Regions from separate parts of the Homo sapiens genome. Here region 1 is linked to region 2. A link is a loop called in an ENCODE intact Hi-C map of the cell type or tissue named here. Cell type or tissue: heart left ventricle. All regions are shown on one strand.

Region 1 (5,000 bases), 490 kb before region 2:
GACCTGCTGAGATGACACAGACACTGAGGGCCAGCAGGGCCACGGCCACCCTCCCTGCCCGCCACCACGCCCACTCAAGAGCATCTGGACTGGCCACAGTCCACACTTCCACAGCCCAGGGGTGGAAGCAGGGCCAGCACCCGCTTGGGAAAGGTTCAGAACTTGACCATCACAGGCTGCTCCGAGCAGGTCTTGCTGTAACTCCCTGGACCTGCTGTGGTCCTAAAGCCCCTTCTTCTGTGGCCATGCAACGAGCAGGGCAGGGGTCACCGAGGGACCCCTCTCAAGCAGCCCACGTGGCGGCCACACAGGGCTGGGGGTCAGGGCAGCAGACCTGGGCAGCAGACCTGGGCCGCTGTCTGGGGGCCTTTCCCGAGACACGTGCTGGCCCTGGCGGAAGGGACGGTTGTCCCCGCATCCTGAGCCGGGCGCCGCCTCTCACCCACAACTTGCTGCTTACAAAAATCACAAAGTCCTCAAGAACAAGCCCCCTCATGCCAGCTGTGACTGGAGGAGAGGAGCTGAACTCTGGGGCTGCGGTGGAAAGTCAGCTTCCAGGGGCCGCCTCTGCTGCCGAGCGGGGGCAGGGAGAAGGGCCACTGAGCCCCTTCCCCCAGGAGTCAGGGAGCAGAGAGAAGGAAGAGGGTCTGTGCAGAAGAGTCGGAGGCAGCGAGGCCGGAAGGAGGCTTAGCAAAGGCCAGAGAGCTTTTGGGAACAAGAACTACCTTTCACGGACATTTTCCTCAATCTCTTAACTGAGCCGTGACTTTTGGAAGCCAGACGGGAGGCGGGAGGGCTGGTGGGCTGGGGTGCGCGGCTAAGACACACAGGGAGTCCAATGGCTGACATCAGAACACTCGTCATGCCTGCACGGGCGTGAGAGCAGACACGCAGAGAGGGAGAGACATTAGAAGACTCCTTCGGCATGTGACGCCAACAAACCCTGCTCAGGCCAAGGATGTGACACCATCAATGGCCACGGGGACGCACAGGTCTCCCTGGGGACTACCCAGGCCAGGAATCAGAGGGTGGGGCAGCCTGGCTCATGGTAGCCCTGGCCCCAGAGCCCACAGGTTTCTATAGGAGCAACAGACAAGCCCGTGCCCTCAGTGTGCAGGTGGGCACCGGGGCAGGACCCGTGACTTCAGGAGAGCAGAGGGCGGAGGACGCCACTCCAGGAAGCCGCCCGGGGCACGGGGTCTCCTGGGTGGGGCTGGCTCCAAGGGCTCAGCTTCCCCAGGAGGCCCTGGGCCCTCCTGGCTTGGAGTTACTAGGCCTCCAGCCTCCACTGGGCGCTGTGTGTGCTCCATGCCCCTCCTGGCTGATCTGGGTGCCAGGGCCTTCAGCGACAGCGCTGGGGTAGGCGGGCAGGAACGTGGCCCCTGGGCCTGCTCCCACACTGCAGCATCCCCATACTGTGAGGGCTGGGCTGCAGCAAGGCCCCAGGCTGTGGCTCTGGCGCCCTCGGGCAAGGGTGGGCCTGTGGCCAGCAGCTATGCTGGGACAGACCGGCCACTCTTTCCAGAGCTCACCACTGCCGGATGCCTGCAGGGAACCCCACACTTGCCCTGGGGGACTCTCCTCTGACACTGCTTCCTTCGTGCTCCCTGATGACCCAGCGCTTCCTGGGACACAGCGTGTCCTGCTGGACGAACCCGTTCCTGCCACACCCTCGGCCTACCCCACTTTCCATAGTGCCAGCTCCCCGGTCCTCCCTGTCATCGGTCAGTTAGGTCAAAAGCACCTCCTCTCCAGAGAAAGGGGAAGCCCAGAGCTTCTTAGCCATCCCTTAAGGTGGCTTCCAGGGTCTGCAGAACCTGGCTCAGGAGCTGGGCACAGCCGGCTGCCGGGGGAGTTGGTAGAGATCCCAGTCCTCCTGGACCCCACTCCCCATCCAGGAACAGATGGCGTGACTCAGGGGTGAAGGGCGGCCAGGCCAGCCACTGCGCCCCCACTAGAAGAACAAAGCTTCTCAACCCGGCACATGTGCCTGGCTGTGGGGACAGAAGCGGAGACCAGCCACCAGCCTGGGCAGCAGAGCCGAGGTGGGCAGGGTGAGTTGCAGTGGCCGCTCAGCAGGAGACACCAAAGCGTGCATCAGAGGACAGAGGTTTGAGCCCGGGAGCTCAATGCCCCCAACATCCCAAGCTTGTTCCTGGGCTCAAATGCGGTTCCTGTGGGAACTGAATGTCGGGTGGAGAGAAGGACAAGCGGGCGCGGGTGGCAGACAGATGGGAGAGGACAGGGACAGGTGCAATTTTCCTCAAGAGAACCTGGTGCCTCTGCGCTGCCCACGTCGTCTGGGAGGACCAAAGGCCAGGACACGTCTCCCTACCCAGGGTTCTCCGGCAACACTGCCTCGGCGGGCAGGCCTTCCCTGAACACTGCCTGACGGGGCCTGTCCCTCCAAGCCTCCCGCCCCGCCGTACTGGACTCCTGCTTTGCACTCCCCTCTGTTTCTATGGACTGTCTTCCCTCAGCACGAGTTCCACGAGGTCCCACCCGTAGCTGCATCTCCAGCACCCCGCTGGGGCAGTGCCTGATCCCTGGGAAGCCTGCAGCCCTCTGTGTTTGCTGAGGAATGAAGACATCCTTGGGCCACCACCAGCCCCCAGGAGGCCGCATGAGTGACACACGTGTCCTTTTCAATGCAGGACCCACTCCCCTGAATTCAAGTCACAAACACACAAGTTTCAACCCAGAAGCCTGGAGAGGAGGAGGGCTAGGGACAACCCCCCAAACTCCTGACAGCCCCCAAATCACCTGAATAACTCGGAGGGCCACAGCCTTTTTCTCCACCCATCTGGGAGGATTCCCGCTGTCAGAGCCCTGAAGAGTGAAGCCCCCACTCACTGATTCTCACTTCCAATTTGCAGACACCCCTCCTTCTGACACCCAGGGCCAGGGCTGAGATCCAAGCCTCTCCTCTGTGCGCTCTGACCTCCCCAGCCTGGGTTCGAGCCCAGTGCCAGCCCTCACCAGCTGAGCAGTCCTGGGCAGGCTGCTGACACCCATCCCTGCCCCAGGCAGCAGTGTGAGCTGTGGATGGACCGCTGCTGTGACCAGGTGAGGGGTGGAGACCCTGGCTCCAGCCTCACAGTCCCTGCCCCCACCCGATAGAGGGACTGGGCTATGCCACAGCCAGGGGAGCTGTCACCTGGAGGCACTGTCACTTGGAAGCAGTGCCTCCAGCACTCAGTCCTTCCAAAGCATGACCTCCTGGTTATAAACCTCCCTGCAAAAACCCTGTGCGCAAACGCTCATCTCCGCAGCCGGGCATGGTATAATTCCTCAACCCACAAGCACACCAGGGTGACAGGACACTGCTCTCCAGCTCTGGCTCCGGGGTGCTGGCCAGGCTCCTCTCATTCCCTGCTCCCCTAGACAATGCTCCCCCAGTAGGTACCAACACTGGGCCTTGAATTGGGGGAGGCAGGAGTCCACACAGCCTCCAGGCTCTCCTATTTCCTTAGGCCTGAACCAGCTTCCCGAATCTATTTCCCCACAAGTAAAATGGATGTTAAAATACCTGCTTTAGCTCCAGGATTGCTCTGAGAGCAACGGGGACAGACAACAGGATGGACAATTTGGGACACAGCCTGGACAGGACCTTCAGCCTCAAGAGCAGAGGAAGGGGGCAGGTGCTAACTCCACACCCAGGGCACTCAGATCTGTGTCATGGCCTCAGAGGTCGCTCACTGTCAGGCCTGGCCACGAAGGCTTGCGAGAGCCCCAGAACTGGAAGGAGCTGGGCCATGAGGAACCGTGTGGGGGCCCCGTCTGTTTACCCACAACCTGTCTCCAATGCCACCACGGCCGCACATGCACACACGGTACACTGTGATTTCCCTACGGCGCCGCACGGTGACTTCAGTGAGCAGGGACTTTCTGGCCAGTGTGTCTTGCTCATTCTGTCTCCCCTGCCCCGCTCCAGCTCCTCTCCCTCCTGCCCCCACCTCTCTGGCCGCTCCTTCATTTTCTCTTCAGTCCCGCCCACGGTCTCTGTGGCACACACGCTCCCACGAGGGGTCAGGGGCACCCCATTCCACCCAAGACTGCTCTTCTGAGGCCCACAGCCAAATCCCACTGCCCCGGAACAGCTCCAACGGCCACTCCACAGCCATCACCCCCTCCCAACCTCCCCCTAGACTCAGCAGCACTGAACCGTCATAGGCAAGAAGGCCCGGGGCTGTGTCTCAGCTCTGCCAAGGGCTGGCAGAGAATTTTTAAATTCTCCGAGCCTCAGTTTCCTCTAATGAAAATGGGAACAAAAGCCTCCACCTCAGTGATTTAAGGACGAAATGAATTCACACACGCCAAGCCCCAGGCTGCTCCTCAGTTGTCACTGGCTGCACTCCAGCAGGCCTCAGTCTACCCCCAATCCCCCCTCACAACCCCCCGCCTGACGGCTCATGCCTCTGAATGTTTCAAGCCAAACCTCCCCCTCAACTCCACTGCCTCGAAGCTGGTCAGGCCTTGGCTGGTGCCCCCAGGTCTGAGGTCAGGCTCTGCACCAGCCGCCCTACCTCCAGGCCTGTCCCCTCTCAGCCACTACGACAGCAACTCCCCTAAAACACCAACTCATTATTGAATTCCGCCACATCACCCTGTGAACAACGATGGCGCCATCCACCTCCTTACATACCTCGAACTTTCCAGAAGTTAGAAAATAACCTCAGCTGGGCGTGGCAGCTCATGACTGGAATCCCAGCACTTTGGGAGGCCAAGGCATGAAGACGGCTTGAGCCTGGGAGTTCAAGACCAGCCTGGGCAACATAGTGAGACCCTGTCTCTACAAAAAATAAAAAACTTCCCTGGCATGGTGGCATGTGTCTGTAATCCCAGCTACTCAGGAGGCTGAGGCAGAAGGATCGCTTCAGCCCAGGGGTTGGAGGCTGCAGTGAGCTATGACTACACCACTGCACACCAGCCTGGGGAACAGAGCAAGATCCTGTCACTTATAACAAGAAAAAAAAAATGGCCAGGCACGGTGGCTCATG
Region 2 (5,000 bases):
AGAATTTGTTTTTTTCCACTGTGGGGCTACTGTAAATAATGCTGCCATGAGCATCCGTGCGCAGGCTTCTGTGGGCACATTTTCAATTCTCTTGAGAATGTACCTAGGAGTGGAACTGTGGTCATATGCTAATGCTGCTTTCTGAGGTTCTGTTTGCCAAAGTGGCTGCATTTTACATTCCCAGTAGCAGTGGATGAGGGTCCCATTTCTCGACATCCTCTCCAACACTGCTTTTTGTTTTAGTATAGCCATCGTAATGGGTGTAGTGTGGCATCTCATGGTTTTGTTTTTATATATATTTTTTGAGACGGAGTCTTGCTCTGTCGCCAGGCTGGAGTACAGTGGCGTGATCTCGGCTCACTGCAACCTCTGCCTTCCGGGTTCAAGCAATTCTCCTGCCTCAGCCTCCCAAGTTAGCTGGAATTGTAGGTGCACACCACCATGCCCAGCTAATTTTTGTATTTTTAGTAGAGGGGGTTTCACCACGTTGGCCAGGCTGGTCTCGAACTCCTGACCTTGTGATCCTCCCGCCTCAGCCTCCCAAAGTGCTGGGATGACAGGCCTGAGCCACTGTACCCGGCCAACACTGGGGTCTTCTAGAGAGACCTCACTACCCTTTTTACCCTGGACCAACTTACCATTAGGCACAGTGCCCTGGGCCCACACTATAAGAGCTGACATACATTTTTAATTTCTTTTAAAATCAGAAGGGAAAAAAATGAACCTTTAGGTGAGAGAAAATCCTCTAGTATACATTAATATATTCATCTTTATACCAACATGTTGTAAAATAGGTTTAACAGAGAAAGGGGCTCACCAAGGCCAAAGTGCCTCTGCTTTCCACAGCCATGAATGAGGTGGCCCTACCGTCCCCCTCTGGTCCCAGGCCCAAACTACTCCTCCCGGACAAGCAGCAAGATCTTGACTGGGGATATCTGATCCTCCTTCCAAGAGGAGGAAGAATTAGAACTTTGAGAATGGTGTCAGATCAACCCTGGCCTGGATTCCACCTACCTAGCCAAGCATTCAATCTGTCTCTTTTTATTATGATTTTACAGATGGGATCTTGCTCTGTTGCCCAGGCTGGAGTGCAGTGGTGCAATCATAGCTCACTGCAGCCTTGAGCTCCTGGGCTCAAGCGATCCTCCCGCCTCAGCCTCCCGACCGCTGGGACTACAGACAGGTGCCACCATGCCTGGCTTATTTATTTATTTTTTTGAGACGGAATCTCGCTCTGTGGCTCAGGCTGGAGTGCAGTGGCACGACCTTGGCTCACTGCAACCTCCACCTCCCAGGTTCGAATGATTCTCCTGCCTCAGCCTTCTGAGTAGCTGGGATTACAGCTGCATGCCACCACGCCTGGCTAATTTTCGTATTTTCAGTAGAGACGATGTTTTGCCATGTTGGCCAAGCTGGTCTCAAATTCCTGACCTCAGGTGATCCACCTGTCTCAGCCTCCCAAAAGTGCTAGGATTAGAGGCGTGAGCCACTGCACCTGGCCTAATTTTTTTTTTAGAGATGAGGTCTTGCAATTTTGCTCAGGCTGGTCTCAAATGTCTGGACTACAGTGAGCCTCCTGTCTCGACCTTCTGAGCAGCTGGGATAACAGGCATGCGTCACCATGCCTGGTTCAAGTCATTGCACCTTTGAACCTGTTTCCACATCAGTAAAACAGAGACAGCAGCTCCAATCCTAAGTGAATGGCATTTTGTGAACCACAACCCCAGGGCCACAAAGGTGACAGCTGGTGCTCTGGGGTGACAGCCTCTGGCATGGCAGGGAGATCAGTGTAGGGCATGTGGAGGCCGCACAGCCCAGTACCGTGGGCTCCTCCATGCCTGGCTGTGGCCTGTTCTTCAGTTATCAAATGGGAGCCGATGAGCCCATGGAACCCCCTCTTGCTCTGATGCAGGAAGTGGGGGGGGGCACACACACACACAAGTGCGCACACACGCATGCATGCACACACTCAGGACCTGCTGGCTTTGGCTATAGAGCATTTATTGCAAACAAAATTGAGGTAAAAGAAGCTGACCCAGAACCCACGCCCGTCCAGGCTGGGGAAGTCTCTACTCGCCCCACACCAGGCCCCGAGCACCGCGGGCCCGAAGCAGCCCCCAGAGGACAGACGGGCCCTGCGCACTGAGGTAGCTGCATCCTAAGCCCCCATGAGTACAACTGCCCAGGGCTGCCCAATTCCCAGAGGGGAGGAGGAGAGAGAGGCAGGCAGGGGGAGCCCCGGCTTCAGGTGGGGCACACCCCACACCCTCAACAAACCTCCCAGCCTCTCGGGCTGGGCACTTCCTGCCTGGCCACCCAGCCAGCCATGGGGCAGCGGGGTGGCCACCAGAGGCGGGCGTGCTGGGGTGCGAGGTCACTGCTGCTCCAGGCAGTCCTCGGTCACCCCCTGGGCAGCCAGCTCAGCCAGCACGTTCTGCAGGTAGTTGGGGTCGGGATAGCCGTGGCCCGTAATGTTGCGGTCCATCTCTGTCTTGTGGTGGATCTCGTTCCATACCACGGTGTCCGTCTCACCCGTGGTGCTGGACGTGCCCACTGTGAAGATGAGCCGCCTCTTCCAGGCCACCTTCAGGAGCTCTAGGACCTGCCCGGGGAGGAGGAGGGGGAAGAGGAAGGAGGGGACGGAGAGTGAGAGGGGCTCAGTGAGCAGGCACGGGTTGGCACCATGTTCTTCCCATCCCAGCCCCTCCCAGGTGACTCATCCACTCCCTGGCACTCACCCCATCTGCAGGGACCCCAAAACTGCCCACTGGATAGTACATTAGGATCCCACATGAACCTGGGCTCCAGCCCACCCCGCCTCAGTGCCTGGCACTGCCATCCGTTTGGTCCTGATGCCCAGGCACCATGCTCGAGTCCTCCCTGCTTCCACAGCCGTTGCTGGACGAGCGCCCGCCCACCCACCCTCCCTGGTGGAATCCAGGCCTCCCTGCCCTCTCCCTGCCCTCTCCCCGCCTCCAGCTCCGCCACCTCAAGCCCATTCTCACACGGCCAGAGCTTTTCCAAAGCTCCATCAGCAGCTCCACCTCCGTGGCTTCGCTGGGCGCTCAGAACCAGCTCTACCCCTGGTGCTGGCCTGGGGGGCACCCTGTCTTCACACCCACACCACGGGCTCCCACTATCCTGCCTTCCTGGAAGGCTCGTCCCCAACCTTCTCTGCAGCCACAAAGTCCCTATTCATGTCTCAGTGCAGACACCACTGCTCCAGCCTTCCGTGGTCACCTGGTCTAACACAGCCCCCGGTCCCTGCCTGTCACACTCTGACTCTCAGGAGCTCCTGACCCCACCCGGCAGGGTGCTGGAAGGTGATGGCCTCTCCTCCTCCCTCGAGGCTATGTGAGGTCCAGGCTGCCCTCCCTGTACCTACAGCAGGTCCCCAGAAAAGAGCAGCAGACACTCGGCCCGGCCTCAGCCTCTGTCCTCCGCTGCAGAAGCAGAGTCCAGTGTGGCGCCTGGCCTCCTGCCGCCTGGTCAGGGCCCCGTCCACCCCCCGGGCGCATGGTGGCACTCACCTTGCGGCCCTGGGCGTTGTCTGGAAGGTAGCACTGGCGGGGAAACCCTCTGGCAGTGAACGGCTTTCCGGGATTGGGGTGCTCAGGGCCCTGCGGGAGGAACAGACACCAGGATAGGGTGCTCCGAGAGCCCGCACAGGGACAGGCCCCTGCACAGCTCCAGCTCCTCCCCCGCTCCGAGATGCCAACCCCGAATGTTCCTGAATTTCCCTCTGAGCTGTGGAGAAGTGGAGGGAAACCAGGGGAAAGGCTCATGGTTCAACAAGACAAAAAGATGCCTCCATCCACCACAGGTGGACCTTGGCTGGCAGCCAGTGCCCGCTGCCTGCTGCCCCGTTATCTTCCCACCCTGCCCCAGGCCCTACGATCCACCTTGGCTCAAGACAGGAGACCGAAAGGGCTAGGGCCCGTCTGAGTCTCCTCTGGGACTCTGGGGCCTTGTGCCTGGGCTCCTGACACCCACACGCCTGGCCCTGCCACTCCCAACCCAAGGTTCCTCGACGCACACCCTGCTGTGGCCCCGCTTCTCCAGCCCCTCCGCAGGGTTCCTCCCACTGAACTGCCTGCCCTTCTGCCCAGAACAAGTCCAGCTAAGATGGCTCCTCCTCTAGGAAGGCTTCCTTGGTTCAGGAAAGAGTGGAGGGCCAGCCTTTTGCTGCCACAGCCCTAAGAGCTTACCCTAAGCCCCGGCACTGCCTCCCCATTCCCGGCCCTCCATGGCTCTGGCCTTAGGGGACCTGGGGGCCTGAGCTTGGCCACATGGGCATCCTCAGCCTTGATCCAGGGGCAGACTGCTGGGATGTGGGCGGGGTGGGAAGAGGAGTGGCCAGGAGTGGGGGACTCAAGAAGGCCCCTCACCTGGATACCATGGGGAATGCTGTAAACTATGAGGATGGTCCCGCAGTCCTCGTGGCCGGGGAGCGACATCTGGAACCGTAATACCTCCATCTTTCCCTGGGGCTGGGTCCCCGTCTTCTCTCCATAGATGGTTTTGCAGGAGGGACACTGCAGACTTCCATCCTGACAGAGGCAGACGCAACCCACTGAGCTGGCAGTCTGAGAACACCCAAGACCGTCACCTCCACCGTCAGATGGTAAAGGGCCCCGGGAATGGGCTGGCCACCATCCCAGGGAGTTGCTGGCAGCCTCCTGCCCGGAAACTGGCTTCCAACAGCTTCCCTGGAAAGCTTTGTTTTGCACCAGCAACTCATGCCATTTTCGTTAAGGGACATGCTATCAGGAGACAGGTGGCGAGTGGGAAAACTCGGATCCTGAGCAGAAATCTCCACGGGTGAATCGCATTTGCAGTCGGATAGACAGCCTTGCAGCGTCTGATCTGCGGAGCTGGGCCCTGGCTGCCCAGGATGGCAGACACTAGGGAAGGCCGAGCCAGGCTCCGATGCGCCACATGACTCGGTTCTCTAAGCCTCTAAACTCTGCCCATCCCGCCTGAAGGCCGATGCAGGGAGA

What was found. A loop is a pair of places that touch in the nucleus more often than their neighbours do. Peaks named below come from ENCODE experiments on the same cell type or tissue, not always from the same donor. Only the 100,000 strongest peaks of a DNase experiment are listed, where the experiment ranks them.
Region 1: a loop joins it to region 2, with 2.4 times the contacts of the local background. A loop is called at or near these places in 28 of 110 quality-filtered maps.

What each region holds. Positions count from the first base shown.
Region 1 is chr7:76,991,321-76,996,320 of GRCh38, reverse strand. It overlaps the pseudogene DTX2P1 and the pseudogene DTX2P1-UPK3BP1-PMS2P11. Among named protein-coding and RNA genes, the nearest start is that of SPDYE17, 39 kb to the left of the region's middle. In heart left ventricle, no CTCF peak of the experiment used is centred here; a DNase peak (open chromatin) is centred at 2,360.
Region 2 is chr7:76,502,976-76,507,975 of GRCh38, reverse strand. DTX2 (deltex E3 ubiquitin ligase 2) reads right to left here. Exons shown (of 11, transcript NM_001102594.3): 9 at 4,389-4,550; 10 at 3,531-3,620; 11 at 1,985-2,602. The coding sequence ends at 2,375. Among named protein-coding and RNA genes, the nearest start is that of UPK3B, 5.1 kb to the left of the region's middle. In heart left ventricle, no CTCF peak of the experiment used is centred here; no DNase peak of the experiment used is centred here.